Regions from separate parts of the Mus musculus genome. Here region 1 is linked to region 2. Evidence: chromatin loops called from intact Hi-C (ENCODE). Cell type or tissue: heart. All regions are shown on one strand.

Region 1 (8,000 bases), 180 kb before region 2:
ATGTATTCCACGGCCTTCTAGAGAAGCAGAGGTGGTGGCTTCTGGAGAGACTGGGCTACACTCAACCTAAGGCTCTTCCAAGGCTCATTTTGGGCCTGAATAACCACTGATAATAAAAGATAAAGAATTTTCTGGTGTCCCTATGTGAAGTAAGAGATAAAAAGTGGCTAGCCCAGGTCAAGTCAGTTTGACTGGGCTTTTCTGGGATTTTACTTGGATTCTGGTGTTAGTTATTTGATCTGTAAACTCATCCTGTGTCCCCTACCACTTAAGAGTAATTCTAAGAGTTAAATAAGTTATTATAATTAACACTTGCCACATCCTAAGAACAGCACTCAGTATACAGTTGTTTTTTACTGCATTGTTATTTTGGGAAATAGGGGAGTGTAGGTTAGCTCCAATGTTGCTATTCTTTCTTCTTAACTTCAGCAAGTCTACCTGACCGCTGGCTATGCTCCAGAGATGAACCGTTGTATGCGCATCTGGCATTAGTGAGCCCATGCAAGGAAGGTAGCTTTTAAAATATGGTTTCCTTCTAAACATTCTGTCCTTATTTAACACTACAATGGATAAGAATCAACTTTCTACCGGAGACTTCTGAGCCAACACAAACAGTTTATTATAAATAAGCCCATGGAGCCTTCTACCTTTCTGTAAAATGGACTTTAGTGGCATGCTCATCTGATCTCCTTTTTGCTATGTCCCCTAATCAATCAAGCCAAGTACTATTCCCATACTTCCCAAATTCTTTGTGACTCATTCTTATTTTATATTTACCTACAATATACCCTTCCTTCAACCTGACAAAAGTTTCCTTTCCTAGGCCTGGCTTACAGGGATCCTAGAGATCTTACAGGGTCTACAGAGCCTTCTATTGTTTTCCTCAGTCAGCAGTGGGATGAACTGATGAACGGCCCTGCAGTTATAGGTACCTCTTCTGTTGGAGCAGCTTCTTCCCTTGAGTGCCAGCCCTGTGAGAAGGTACAGATATGGGAGCTGAGTTGCAGTCGGACAGGACACTCCTTGCAGAAGCTTTCCTTGTGTCCTGCACAGAACAATTGTTTAAAAGCTTATGTGCAAAAGTAAATGGGATAGAGGGAATTTTTTGTTTTGTTTTGTTTTTGAGACAGGGTTTCTCTGTGTAGCCCTGGCTGTCCTGGAACTCACTCTGTAGATCAGGCTGGCCTTGAACTCAGAAACTCACCTGCCTCTGCCTCTGCCTCCCAAGTGCTGTGATTAAAGGCGTGCACCACCACTGCCCAGTGGGAATTTTTTTGAGAAATTTAATGTCTTCAGTTCCTTCCATCTCTGACCCCATTCCTCAGCCCAGCTGTATTTTGCCTGGATTCTCTGTTCCCAGGTTCTGATTAAACAATGCCTAAGTAAGGAATTTCTAGGAAACAGATCATAAGTGGGAAACATTTTCACTATTTATTTTGTTGTTAACTAAAAGCAAGTGAGTTTTAAAATTAAAGCCAACTACTATAGCTATTAGAATAACTTTAATTGGCCATTAAACATGTGCATGGGAATAAAAACTCTCCAAAGTGCACTGAGAATTATGTCACCTGACATTGCCCTTTCCCCCCCTAACCACCAAGGGAATTGAATGAGTCAAAAAGAATGAATCAACTTTCTAGCATCCTTTTCCCACACACAGAATGCCTTGCTTCTTCAGAAGTGTGACACCCAAAAGCTCAGGGCACATACACATACAAATAAAATAAAATGTTACCTCTCCTTTTTCCATTCATAGATACGATGGAAGCTGGTGATGTGAATCCCAGGGGGGAATATCATGATTTACTTGTTTTTATTTCCATGTTACAATAAAGATGATAGAAAGTGGTTGCAGATGATGTTTGTATTCAATGGGCCACAAAAGCTCTCCTGTATTTATCACTTGGCATCGGGGTTGCTGGGAGTGTTTGAGTACATACTAAATAATGTAGTGAGAACCATCCCATGGGGAGGAGCAGAGAGAAATGAGGAACCCAACCTTTTAGATTTGTGTTCCCATGACAGTGTGGCTACGCTACAGGCTTTAAGCATTTGGCCAATACATCCAGATTAAAAAAAAAAAGATTCTAAGTTGTAAATCTTCATTTCAGTTACAGCTAGTAAAATGGAAACTATCTGATAAAATAGAAAGATGAATGATCTCAGGTTAGAGTTCTGAATTTGTACGATCTAATGTTGACCAAGAGGACATAACGTAGCAGCAGCTCTGTGTAAATCAACAGCAAATGTCAAATGATTCTTTAAAACTGGTAGAGAAAGAATGCACATGAAGAGGCAAGACACTATCATACTAATGACCTATGTAGTCTGACCTTACATTCCCCAATGGCTAGTATGACTGGCTATGGGAATCCAAACTCCAAGAGAAGATTTCACGTCCACAAACAGAGCTGCATGGACCCTTTAATAGCATTCTTTACCTTTGTTAAAACTAGAATGTTTTCTCTCAATGATGGTATAAGCATAACCAGTCTTTTCAAATCTTTGCTTGCAGCCCTGTTCTTTCGAAAGGTAGGGCTGATAGGGAGACTGTTTCTTGGAATTGCTCTACCACCAGGTCCCAGATAGACACAGCTGGACTCCATTATGAAATGGGATACCTGGCTAATCAGCTTACAATATGGACTTGAGACTCGACTGCTATAACTCTGCTTGCAATCACTTGCAAGCATCTCAAGTAACCTGAAATAATCGATTTGTTTTGAAAACCAGTCCCGTGATTCCTTTCCCTGACTAAAATAGTAGTTGACATGGTGAGCAGGCTGCATTAGTCGTCTATTATCCAACGGAACCAGAAACACTGCGGAGACAGTCTTCATTATTTTTTCATGCTGAAATATAGTTCAGAAAAATACTAGTTCAGGCTCGGATCCACTGAGCTTAATGATTTGACAGCACTGTAAAGAGAAGACTCATATGGGTATATATGCCATCCTCAAACATTCATTCCTTCTATCTTGTTTTACTTTACCTGATCAGTCTGCTATAAACGTGCTATGTAAAGAAATGTAATTATATATAAAGCCTCTTAAAGTTAAGCTTCAATGTGAAGTCATTTGTTGTGTTTTTAAAAATTGTAAGTCTCACAGAATAGTCCTTACTTTCAATATGCAAGGATTTAGTGAGCCACTTCATGTAGGTCACTCTAGTTGGAGGAGTTAGCTCTGTCCTGAGACCTGAGAGAAAGAAGTCTTGGCTTTAACTCTTAGGTTCCTTCCCAGTAAGTTAGTAGAATACGACAAAGTCTCTTTTTCTCCTGAAACTTAAAGCACACATATCTGCTGTATAGACAGCATCCTTTCACTTCTGCAGACTCAGGAAATACCCACTCATTAGGCATTTTACTAGATCCTAGTGATGCATAGCTTGAATAATTATTCAGTTTTTTTTTTGTTGTTGTTGTTGGTTTTTTTTTTTTTTTTTTTTTTTTTTTTGAGACAGGGTTTCTCTGCATCACCCAGGTTGTCCTGAAGCTCACTCTGTAGACTAGGCTGGCCTCGAACTCAGAAATCTGCCTGCCTCTGCCTCATGAGTGCTAGGATTAAAGGCATGCACCACCATGCCTGGCTACAGCCCAGGATCTTATTCATTAGTGTAGACATGGTGCAGACAACAAGCAAGCATAGTAATCCAGGCACCAACACAAAGATTGTCGTAAATGCAGTTAGAGTCGACATGCCCAGAAATCAAAAAAGAAAGTGAATTTATTTTCCTCCTTTCATGGGTTTCCAAAAAGAAATGATTTTAATGTGGGTCAAAGACCAAGAAGAGAATGAACAGGTGTGGAATTCTGAGAGGGGCATAGGAAGGACCCTGTGTGACTGTTATAGAATGTGGGGGTGGAGCGAGCGAGAAGGAGAGCAGGTGTTCCTTTGCTGTCAGAATGTCACAACCATACCTCTGGATTCTAAGTCATGGTCATGCTTATCTACCCCAGCAAAGAATGCACCACACTAGTCAGTTGTATTTCCTTATGAAAACATGGGCTGCGTGTATGCACATGTGTGTTTTCTAAAGGCCTCCCAGTACTTAGTTTTATTATAGGTTTATCCAGGCTTTCAAATGTGGTAAGAGTTTTCATCTATCTTTATTTTCAATGTCTTTTTGGAAAGTGCCTTAGGCTACAGACTGGTGCTGGCCATCTAACCATCATTTTGAACATGATAGTCTGAATTCAAAAAATAGTATATGGTCCAGAGGCATATGATTTCAGTGTATAACCCTCATAATATTATCAGATGGATTCCTCTGACCTTATTCTGGTGTTCATGGCTTTGGAAATAAAGAAAGTTCTATGGAGGATTTGACTTAGGTCTTAAAAGGACAAAAAGAAAGTGATGGCTACCCAGGCCCCAGAAATTTCACAAATTATATATTCAAGCAAGAAAAGTCAGGGCAGGAAGCACAGAGCAAGATCAAAAGAATTGGGCCACTGGGTACAAAATCATGGCATCTGCCTGCACACTTGGGCTTTAGTCCATGGATACTTTTAGAGTAGCTGAATTTTGAGAACGTAGGACTATAGTGGTTAAACTGATCTGTAGAGGGCAGAAGGCTATAAGCAACATGCTAGAGAAGACTGAGAATAAGGAGTAACACTGGATAATATTTAAAGAGAGTACGAATGGAGAGAAGAAAAGACTTGGATTGTGGTGGAGGTCTTGAACACAAAGAGAAAGGGGAAAAGTAGAGATGTCTTCTGGAAGCATGTGCAGTTGGCAAGGAGCTGAAAGGGGAAGGGCTGTTCATGGTGGGCTGAGGCTTCGGACTAACCGAAGCTGTTTCCAGAAATAGAAAGTGGAAGCACCGAAGAACGAGGACAAGAATGTTCCGGGGAGAATATGACGAGTTAATTAGCTACACATAGGTAATGTAAGTAGGGATAATTGAGTGCTTATAAAATTAGATGTGTGGGTCAGAGGAAATTAAGCCTCCGCCAATGAACTGACATCTGTGTTCATTTCTCTTTTGGTGCTGACTGTTGTGGATTAGGACGAAAGGTGAATTGCAATCACCGAGTTTGTTTAGATCAAGCACAACATCATCCTTATCTGAATACCTAACTCTCTCCCTGCTTAGCCTCTGTTCATATCAATAGGCATTCTTACTGCAATCTAACTCGCTGTCTCCATGAAATCCCCAGCAAACAGAGAGTATCTGACTCCCTTTTTACTGCTGTATGACAGCTGGAAAAGGTTACTGGTTCTGAACCCAGATAGTTTCGGTCTCATTCTCCCGCTGAACTCCCATAATTAATCTTTTCCAGACTGACAATAATTCCACTGTCTCCATTTCAGAGAAACTCATGGTGTTTCTAACACTTCAGATAACTCATTACTGGGTTAGAAAGGAATGGCGATACTCCACCAGGCTTCTCCGGTTTCTCCGTGTGCTGTCAGGTCAATGCTCTCAGCACAGCTAAGCAGGGACAGATGGTGCCCATTCCCTCAGTGACAGAACCATCCAGCAATGTCAAAGGCATTTACATCCTTGAGAGAGAAATGTTTTATGACTAAAAGTTTCCCACCATGTGTACTTCAGGACACCGAAATGAAACTCCAGGAACAATTCATGTCCAATTATGTTAAACTTTAATTACATGAATCATTTAAAAATAAACTCAGTTGCTCTCTTCCGTTAGCAATTCTCCAGGGACCTTTTCTAAAAGGGCATTAGTGCACTTGACTTGAAGGTCTCTACAGTAATGAACATGTAAAACTCAAGATTGGACACATGTTCTACCATGAAGACACATACTTATACTACTGAAGAGAAAGTAGGGGGCAGAGGGAGAGCTGCTTAGGAAAGGGATGCCAGTCCAGATTGTAGGGACAAAGCTTTCTATTTCTTTAACTATAGTCCTTAACCTTTATGGATGACAAAGGTTTTTGTTTGTTTGATTTTGTAAATACAAACTCACAGACTCTGCTTAAATAACAGAAATCTGACATCTGAATGTAATAGAATAGGCCTGCAATCTCATCTCAAGGGAAGCCAAGACTGGAGGACTTGGGCTTTGAGGTCAGTCTGGGCTGCCTAGAGAGACCCTGTATCAACAAAGTCCAGTGAGACGATAGGGGAAGGGATAAATTTGAAGAGTCTGCTGATTTGCATTTTAGTCCCACATGATCTTTGCTAACTGACTTATTTTCTGAATCTCAGATCTCTCATAAAGAACAAAGATTTATGGCTAAGATCTCCCATGCTTCTGAAATGTCAACAGTATGATTTACCCAGATAAAAACAGTGAACCGATTGTGATATGACATAGTTTGCAGAAGTACATTTTTCTGAGGTTCAGCAGATAAAGTACTTGATAGTGAAACATGAGGATCTGAACTGAGATCACTCTTTTACTCTTAAAACATGCTAAGCATGACAGGGTGTGCTTGTAATCCCAGAGATGGGAGACAGAAACAGGAGGATTCCCTAGAGCTCACTAATGAGCCAATATGGCTTGACTTAAAGTTGGCAAGCTCTGGGTTCAGTGACAGTCCCTTTTCCAAAAATATTTGGGGAAAATGATCAAAAAACATGACTGGTATAGACCTCTGCCATCCATGGCACATATAGCTGCATGTGCATGTATGTTCTATACACATAAACACATATGTTAATTCTAGAACTAAGTTTATGTTCTAGAGTCAGAAATAATTAAAAATCCTGTAGTATTTTTGTCTTCTCCTTATTTGGAGATGACAGCAATTCTAATCTTGAATATATCAGAACTAGGAACACAGTTCCATATTTACCATGTTAATTTCACTTTCGAGTGTTTCTACCATCAAAGTTGTGTTAAGAGTTAAGCTATAGTTATGGTAAACAAAACATATGCATTGTATAGTTTGCAGTTACCCCTTATGGTTTTACCTTTATAGGTATATTTAAAGTACTATGGGATGAAGAGGGCCCAACAAGAACATTTTTAAGCCTCAAACACCCACAAATATAGCTGAAGTAAGCATCTTAGTTAATGGTAGCTTTATGACTAACCAAGGTGATCCATCCATCAGTCACCTGTTTGCCCGTTCCTTCCAAACCCATCTAATTTATATCAGTGTTGTGGTCTGATGTCTGAAAAGTTCACCGCATGCACACAAACTGCATTGGAGTGGTCATATAAAGAGTCCAAATCTAAATCATGAAGGAAGGCTGGAAATCAATGTTAATTTGTTATTTCAGTCCCTTTCTGTTGTGTTGAGAAGAAGATGCTGCATATAGGGTGGGAAGCACATGCAAGGCTAACCTTTATTCTCCTGTTGTAATAAAGGGGCATCCTTAGGGTGAGAGTTGGCTCTTGGTAACCAGAGGTAAGTACGAGGAACAGCCTGTGCTGTAATCTTGGTCAAGTACAGTCCCTAGGCTGTCTTATGCATCAGATTCCTCTTTTGAGTTCATAGCTGTCATATGATACTTTAATTTTAGATTCTTTGTTATGAAAATTTCCCTAACCATAGAAAAGTTGAAAAATGTTCTAATGTACTTTTCCAGCCACACCATCTGGATTCACATCTGGTGAGGGCCATCTTGTTGCGTTAAACCACCGTGGAGGGCATGGCATGAGACCGAGCAAGCATGGGATGCCATATCTGTGCTTCTTCTGACAAACCACTGAGGCCACCGTGGAGGCCCCACTCTTTATCCTCTTCTGACCCTCATTGCCTCCAGAGATCCATATTCTAACTCCCATGAGCATAAATTTAGAGTTATGTTTTCAGTATATAAACTTTTAGGGAGCACATTCAGTCAAGCCAGACCATTATTCCTTCCTACTCTGTCTTTTTCCAGCTTGTGCCTCAACCTGTCATGCAACACCCATTGGACAGCACTGCAATGCTGTAAGCATCTAGGGGCTTCTGTTCAAGAGCAGATCAGAGGAGGCCTCTTGTTTACAGTCAACTGCTGTGCGTCGTTAGGTTATGACAGTTGGCTCCTGTCAGAAAGACACTAGCTAATGTGACATGTGCAGTAAATTCCAC
Region 2 (8,000 bases):
ATTGTGCTGCAGGGAGCTGTGAATGGGGGATTACAGAGATTATCTCTGGAACTCATTGTGGCTATGAACAGATCCTATGATGTGAATCATAGGGAAGTTATGTCTTCAGATTATATATTTAACACATAGTAATGGTATGATGAGTACTTCGGAATCAATGAGTCAAGATTAAGAATAGTATAACAAATATAGACAAATTCTGCTACTGGAGATAAGTTCCTAACTAGGACAGTAGCAGGTTGTGCAGAAGTTTAGAGGATAGATTCAGAAACAGTACTTTTTGAATAAGTAACAGGGTCAAGAAGAAATGATCAAAGATATAGTTAATGGTGGTGTGTACACCAAAGGGGTAGAACAGCAGGTATTCTGGGAAAGCCTTGTATTTCATTGGTATGAAATCTACTTCTACAGAAAAATAGACATCTATGAGTTAGATGTCTACTTGTAATGACAGAGAGAAGTCCGTTCCAGTAAGTCAGAGTCAAGATTGATTGCCATAGAGGGCACAGTCAAAGCCATATGGATGAATGAGCTTAATCTGCAAGCTGTAGGGAAGAGAATCAGAAGACCAAGGATAGAAACGAGGCTTTCTACAATTAGAAAAGGGCCTAGAATAGGGTTACTCAATTCCATTTCAAACTTAAACCATGAGTGTTTAAGAATACCAGTTCCAGTGGCCCTGTATTGAATTAAGTCTCTAGAAGTCTGTCCAAGAAAGGAAGGAGTTTCCAGAGGTCCAAGGATGATTTCAAGGTTTATATGTGGTTGGGGACCACTGGGGAAGATAGGAAGGGACTCATAAAGAGAGAGCCAAGAAGGCAGAAAGAAAATCATGTGCACCTGGCATCGGGGAAGTCAGAGGATAAGAGGGTTTAGAAAAAGGGCAAGTGACTGGAGGTGTGAAAAGACCCTAGACATCCCAAAGATAAGAACTCAGGTAGTTTCGCTGAGTTAGAGAAAAATCTGCTCATCAATAACCTTGGGAAGACCTTAAATGTAATCTTAAATGTAATCTTAACTGGTGGACACTGTAAAGTCTAGAATGAGAGCAAGCGATAATAATCCTTCCTACTTGCTCTTCCTTAAACCCTTTGGCCTGCTGTGTCTAATAAATAAAGTTAAAATAATAATATATTATATATAAAATAATAATAAAATAAGACTGAAAACCTCAGTGAACTCAGTCTAGATGATAAGAGACGCAGGATAAGTGATTCATTAATGATTTTAGATATACATTGGCAGGGACAAATGTCAGGTACATCTGATAGGCTTTCTGGAATGGGGGGAACTGAGGAGTAAGCTGGTTTTCTTTGGTTTGATGATCACACAGGAAGAACTCAATATGAACCAAATGAATGGAGTTAGTGGGATTTTACAGGCTTTGTTGCCAATCTCAGCTTTCCCCCAATGAGACTGCATTAGCAGTAGGTTGGAAGCGATTGCCTTAAAAAGCACAAAGTTTCATAAATAGCTCCTTTGTGGGGAATCAGAACATTGAGCTGAGTTTATAAGTGACAGGACCGGGCTCAGTAATATCCATGTTTCTTTTGATGTCCTTAGTTTATATCTACCTTTTTCAATTATGAGCATTCTTTTTCAATTTTCAAACACTGTAATTCATAATGAATATGTTCAGAAAGAATACAGCATACCTATATTCAGACACCTTTATTTGGGAGGGTGGCTACTTCCATGAAGTGAATTAGCTATATTCTTTTCAAATTACACCTTGGACTAGAGAGAGGTCTCAGTCCTTGATGGCTAGGCTCCAATCACAGCTGATATATAGAAAACACGTCAGCTTACAACATCTGTGAAACTTTGGTAGCAGGACTTTACTCTTGGCTCAGGCACTATTTTCCTATGAATGTTTTCTACTGGACGTTGTATCTGATAACTTCTGTGTGCCAGTCATCGTTTCTGCAATGCTTTAGTCTACCTAGCCTCTCACCTTCCTGCAGAGAAATGCCTCCTGATATCTTTAATTCCTCACCCTGGTGTGTGCCTTCACTGGCAGGGACAATGTGGCAAGCCCTCACTGAGTTCCCTTAAACCTTCCTATCTTCCTGACCATCTATAGTTTCTTTTTTTCTCTATTTATTTTACCTGTGAACTGTAAAATAGGAGCATAACATTTTCAACATTGGTTACTCTAGTTTTAAATGCAAGCATGTTTCTTCAGATTAATTTTCTATTTAGAATTTTGAATTATCTTGCTTGTGTGAGTAAAGGCACTTGTTGTGTTGACTAACAGGAGGTAGAGACAGGATAACCAGCTGAAGGCTCCTGGGACAGCATTTGCATTTGTAGACACACACACACACACACACACACACACACACACACACACACACGCACGCACACATGCACACATGCACAGATACAGGCACATACAAATAAATACATAAAAAATTTAATTATTCAACTTTCCATAAGTTTTCCAAATGAATCTTTAAATCTAAGAAACTACCTGAAAACTATGAAAGTAGATTTTTTTTCCTTTATTATTTTCTAATGTTGGAGACAAATGTCACTAAATTTTATCACTAAATTATTTTAAAAGTAGATTTAGTACAGAATTGGATTGTTAGGAATGCCAACATTTGAATAGCTGACCTGGAGAGCTGGTTGCTTGTGTTGACCATTTCTTTCCAGCTCCATGCACCCACTAGGAGTTAGTTGTATGTCCTTTAACAAGTGGTCGGTCTCCCTTTGTTAAAGGCACTTCATATTTGATGTTGACTTTTATGATAATGCCTACTTCAAGAATACTTAGAAAAAAATAATTAATACATGTGTTTACAGCTATTAAATCTATGCTGGTACAAAAAAAGATGTAGTAAACAAGAAAGTTATTTTTACCAAATATACCTATTGGAGTACATTTTCTCTTATAGCTCTTACAAGGAGTTGTATGAGTTTTCTAGAGGATTTTGAAGAAACTTGCGACTAAAAGACCTGTAGAGACCCAGATCATAGAATGAGGTCTCCACAAGTCACCTTGTTTTCTACAGTTCTGAAGCTTTAGAATAATTCAGGATCAAGTCACATCTATGAAGTTTCACGCCTACATCATGGTGCTAGTAATTGTGATGTGAAACATTTAGAATAGAATAGTATAGAATTAGAAGAGAACAAAATTAGAATAGGGATGGGATGGCATGGCATGGCATGGCATAGCATAGAATAGAGTAGTGAAGAATTAGAGGACTTCAATATCTGGCTTTATACTTTTTTGTGGATTATAATTTTTTTTCATACATATTGATCATGCTTGCTAGCCAATATCAGATTTTGCTAGCCATCCTAAGATCACATTTAAAGACCTCTTCTTAACTGAAGGAAAACATTTGATAGTGTTTTATCATTTTGACATTTAATTTTATCTTTTCATTCTTGCTTGGCTCTAGATTTGCAGGAGGTTGGACATTTGGTGCTTTTCCTGTCCTGTGCCACCTTCAAAATGCCAGAGCTATGGTTTCCATTTCTCTTCATCATTTGTCAATATAAATTGCTATTGAGTTCCCACATCACTGCTATCTTTTAGAAAGATCACCACCATGTTTAATTAGATGTGTGAGAAAACCGCATGTTTTAATCATAGAATGTATGATATAATGAATGGATTAACAGTACTTATGGTCTAGTAGAACAAACTAAATGTAAGGGCCATTTGGGTTAGAGCTGAAGACTGTTGCTGAATCTCATGGCACTGTGGGCGCCCCCTGGTGTCTAAATTGAAACCAGCAGAATGCACGTTCCGTGAGTGGAAGCATTTGTCATTTATTGAACACCTACTAAGCACTAGGAAGCCTTGTACACACAGGCATAAGTTCCCATAATCTCCAACTTTATGTACTGGTGCATTTTATAAGCTGTTAATTTATCTGTCACTTTAGTTCCAGGTGATTTCTTTTCTTTTTTTTTTTTTTTTGAACTCAGCAAGCAGAATATATATATGTATGTATGTGTGTGTGTGTGTGTGTGTGTGTGTGTGTGTATGTGTGTGGGTGGGTATATATGTGTGTGTATATATAATGTTTAAATATTAAATATGCTTGGATATATGTTAGATAATGGAATTTTTATTATTTTCACTCAGCAGTTATTACTTCCTTTAAAAAGTTACCTTAAATTAGTGACTCTGTAGAACATAGGACAAAGCAGGAGTTGTTCATCTTCTATGATTAATTAAGAAAGTAGAATGGGAGCCAGGCATGGTGGCGCATGCCTTTAATCCCAGCACTCAGAAGGCAGAGGCAGGCAGATTTCTGAGTTCGAGGCCAGCCTGGTCTACAAAGTGAGTTCCAGGACAGCCAGGGCTACACGGAGAAACCCTGTCTCAAAAAAAAAAAAAAAAAGTAGAATGGGCAAGTTTTAAATGTATGTTTATCTTGCAATAGAATAGAACTTCAAATTTAAAAGGCAAAAGTAACATATAAAGGAAGGGCTTTTGTTATTTTTCTGAAACCGGAAAGCATGCCAGGAGTGCTTGAAGGAGCAGATGAACTTTTTTACAGTCCAGAAAGTCAGCCTGAGTGCCCCTACCACATGTCTGCTAGGGAATCCACAGAAGAGTGACGCAGGTGAGCAAACCACACACACCATTTCACCAAAAAGTCCCAGCCTTCCCCAGTGCAAAGCACATCACTCAAGTCCTCAAAGGTCTAGAAAGAGGACTGACCTTTCCGTTGGGTCCTTATTTCTTCAGTGGAAATGCCCCAATACTGAAGAAGGTGCCTAACAGGGAGGGAAGGGCCAGGGCAGGACAGGGGTTAAGAAATGGAGAATCTTCATGAACAATACAAAGTTGACTTTTCATGAGTTGTGTGATGAATTTCAGGCCAGCTTGAGTTACAGTGAGACCCTAACGTTTAAAAAAGCTGATTTTACAATCTGGGCAGATTTGTTATATTTTACACACTCTCAGATGGAAAAACAGACTTAGGATGTAAAATTGAATTCAGTTAATTCACATAGCTGAATATTTGTAGAGTTCTATGGTAGATGTTTTAGAATTGTGGGAAGCAACTTAAATATCAATTTTTAAAAATTGTAATCTTTTGATTTATTGGCTTCATAGATTTGGGCAGGTTCTTGACTTAGTTTAAGACTCAGTGACTCAGTTTTGGAGGCTGGTAAGATGTCAGATGACAAAGTGTTTTCTGTGCAAGCATGAGGCTCTGAGACCAACCCCCAGCATCATGTGAAAGCCAGACATGGTAACAAACCTCTGATCTCAGCACTGGGGAGGTGGCGACAGGGTCCCCGGATATCACTGGCCAGCCAGTCCAGCTAAATAGATGAACTCTGGGTTTTGTGAGGGATTCTACCTCAAAAACCACAGCAGAGAGCAACTGAAACACCTCCTGTGTTGACCTCTAAATACACATAAGCATTAACCAACGTGCACACACCTGTAAACACAATTTTTCACATTCACATGAATCAATTTTCCTATGACTAAAAGGATTAATAATGCATTCTTCTGGCTTTACTGTGACAATAAAACAGTGTTCACGTTGAGGCTTCCCATAAAGTGATGGCTACATATACAAGAGGATTCTGCTATGATCTACATGCATCTTAGTGTTTAACCAAATCCTTAAGATATATTGACAATACCATCATCTAATGTTCACATATGTCCTATATCCTGTTCTTGCCCAAATACATCACACTTGTCTTGTTCTGTATGGGAACAACACAGATCCTAACTGACTTAACCATTTTAAGTCATGCTCCTCCCAGACACACATGGAAAAATCTGCAATTTCAATCTGCTATTTCCTCCATTCTATTTGTTACTACGTCTTAAAGCTCAGGGAAATAGTATTGTGAAAGAAAATCAGGGGGCACAGAAACAGAGTGACTCTTTCTTCCATCCCAGTCTGGTGAAAACATTATGGTCTTTTGTCATATCTAATGAGGAATTTTTATGGTGGCATAATGTATTTCAAAATCCCTCTTCACAACTGTGTATCAAGTACCTTCCTGCTATCTGAGCAGCAGTGTTCTACGCTGCCTGAGTGCTACTGTCAAAACACAACCAGTCTCTCCTCCTTGAGGAGATGTAGAAGATTGTATATCTAGCACTCCATTGTCCAGCTAGAGTGTGCAGTGAACAGCAAAACAAAAGGGGAAGAGGTGTGTTTAAGAAGAGTACCCAGTTAGCTTTGTACTAGCAACTTATTTTTGACCATTAAGAATTTTAAGTTTCACTTACATATGCTGGTAGAAATCATTAGTTTGAGATTTAAAACTAACACGCACACACACATATCCTATTTTCTTCTTCAATTTGAAAAAAATAAGACTGGGCTTAATTCTTGGACTAAGAAGGATGGTTTTTAATATTTTTTTCCTTAATTTGTACTGGGGAAATGCAGTCAACTGTGCCACAAATTAGCCATTCTAGTGCAAAAGAGTGGAAAAACATCAGATGCTAATTTCTGCTGACCTCTTTTGTTTTCAACCATGTAAAATACTTTTTCAATCATGGAACTGAGATTTGATTTGCTAAAAGTTTAGCTTGGTAATGTATAAGCTGACTTGAAAATGGGAATATAAATCACTGCAGCATGACATTGGGTAAAATAAAATATGGATTTCTTTTTTTATGGTCTTGTCAAGGACATTCAGGAAAATTAGCTTTCTTGTGACAGTCTTTGCAAATGTCACCTCTGTCAAAATGAATATCAAATTTCTTCATGAAGAAAATATGTTTAGTATTTAATTGCCTACTCTCATTACCTAGCTGAAACCCAACAGGACAGATCTTTTATTACTATTTTGAAAGCAATCTAAGTTTCCCAGTAATTAGACAGGAAAGGGCCTGCCCATCTACATTGTTGAAACAGTTGTTCTTAAACCCAGCTTCACCCCCAAATACAGTCATCTGGGAGATATTTTTGAATGCTGATGGCCTGGTCTCCCCACAACCCATCAGCCTTGGGTTTGAGTACTCGTGGTGGGGGAGGGGCACGGGAGGTAGTTGGTATTTGTTTAAAATTCTCCTGGGTGATCTCAAGACCATTCAACTCCTTCACACGGAACAGTAGATTTACAAGCACAGAGGCTGAGGGAAGGAACTCTCAACGGTCTAAGAAAAGCATAAGATGGGGCCATCTTGACTCTTCTGCTGAGATTTTTCTGGCATTCCCAAAGAGAAGAGAAAGTGTTCCAGAAATCAAGGAAGTTCCAGAACTGGAGTGGTGACTTGCAGACTATTCCTGGAACTAATTTTGCCTAGTAACACATACTGAAAGCCTCTCTGTATTGTGGTTGAAGTTGAGGATTGTCTCAGTGGGAAGCAATGTCAAGAAGCAAAAAGAAGAAATAATCACAATGTGTAGATGTGTGGGTGTGAGTGTGTATGAAGGGAGGATGTGTGTATACATAAGTGTATGCCTGTTAAAATAATTCCTCACAATTTTATTATTTTATGAATTTTCTTTATGGCTTCATAGTCGTACTTTTGACCCATTTTGAATCAAGACATGTAACACAAATAGAAGACTGATTATTGTTTTCCATTTATGAAGTTCAATTTTTAGCACATATTTCTGGGTTTTGGGTTGGGATGGGATGATGGCTAATAAGATTTGGGTTTGGCCACAATGAAGATGAATAAGGTCTGTGCTGAACCATAGAAGCAGAGCAGAACGGCTGCAAACAAATGTATGCAGCTAATCCCAGTCAAAACAAAGTCCTCCTTCCTACTGGTTACTATTCATCATCGTTTCTTCCCAGCGATCACAGCCTATACCATTAAGAGCTCTTGACTTCTAAGGTTGAGTCTTTTCTGTAAAGTAGATAAGTGATATACATTATATCGTTTAATATATACACACACTATGTAAATATATATATATATTTAAATTACCACAAATCAGAGGCCTATAAATTAGACAGTATCTGTTGTTGATACCACATAATAACACATGTGAAAGACTGTGTCTAGTCTGACTTAACCCCAGCCTCCACATGCCCCATTC

The links. Peaks named below come from ENCODE experiments on the same cell type or tissue, not always from the same donor. Only the 100,000 strongest peaks of a DNase experiment are listed, where the experiment ranks them.
Region 1: it touches region 2 in a loop (6-fold over the local background); 8 of 42 quality-filtered maps call a loop at or near these places.

The regions. Positions count from the first base shown.
Region 1 is chr2:79,082,602-79,090,601 of GRCm38, forward strand. No RefSeq gene overlaps it. Among named protein-coding and RNA genes, the nearest start is that of Gm35748, 36 kb to the right of the region's middle. In heart, a CTCF peak has its summit at 4,542 (motif pointing right); no DNase peak of the experiment used is centred here; H3K27ac peaks cover 469 bases.
Region 2 is chr2:79,262,105-79,270,104 of GRCm38, forward strand. The region is part of intron 2 of Itga4 (integrin alpha 4); the gene reads left to right. Among named protein-coding and RNA genes, the nearest start is that of Itga4, 11 kb to the left of the region's middle. In heart, a CTCF peak has its summit at 3,732 (motif pointing left); no DNase peak of the experiment used is centred here.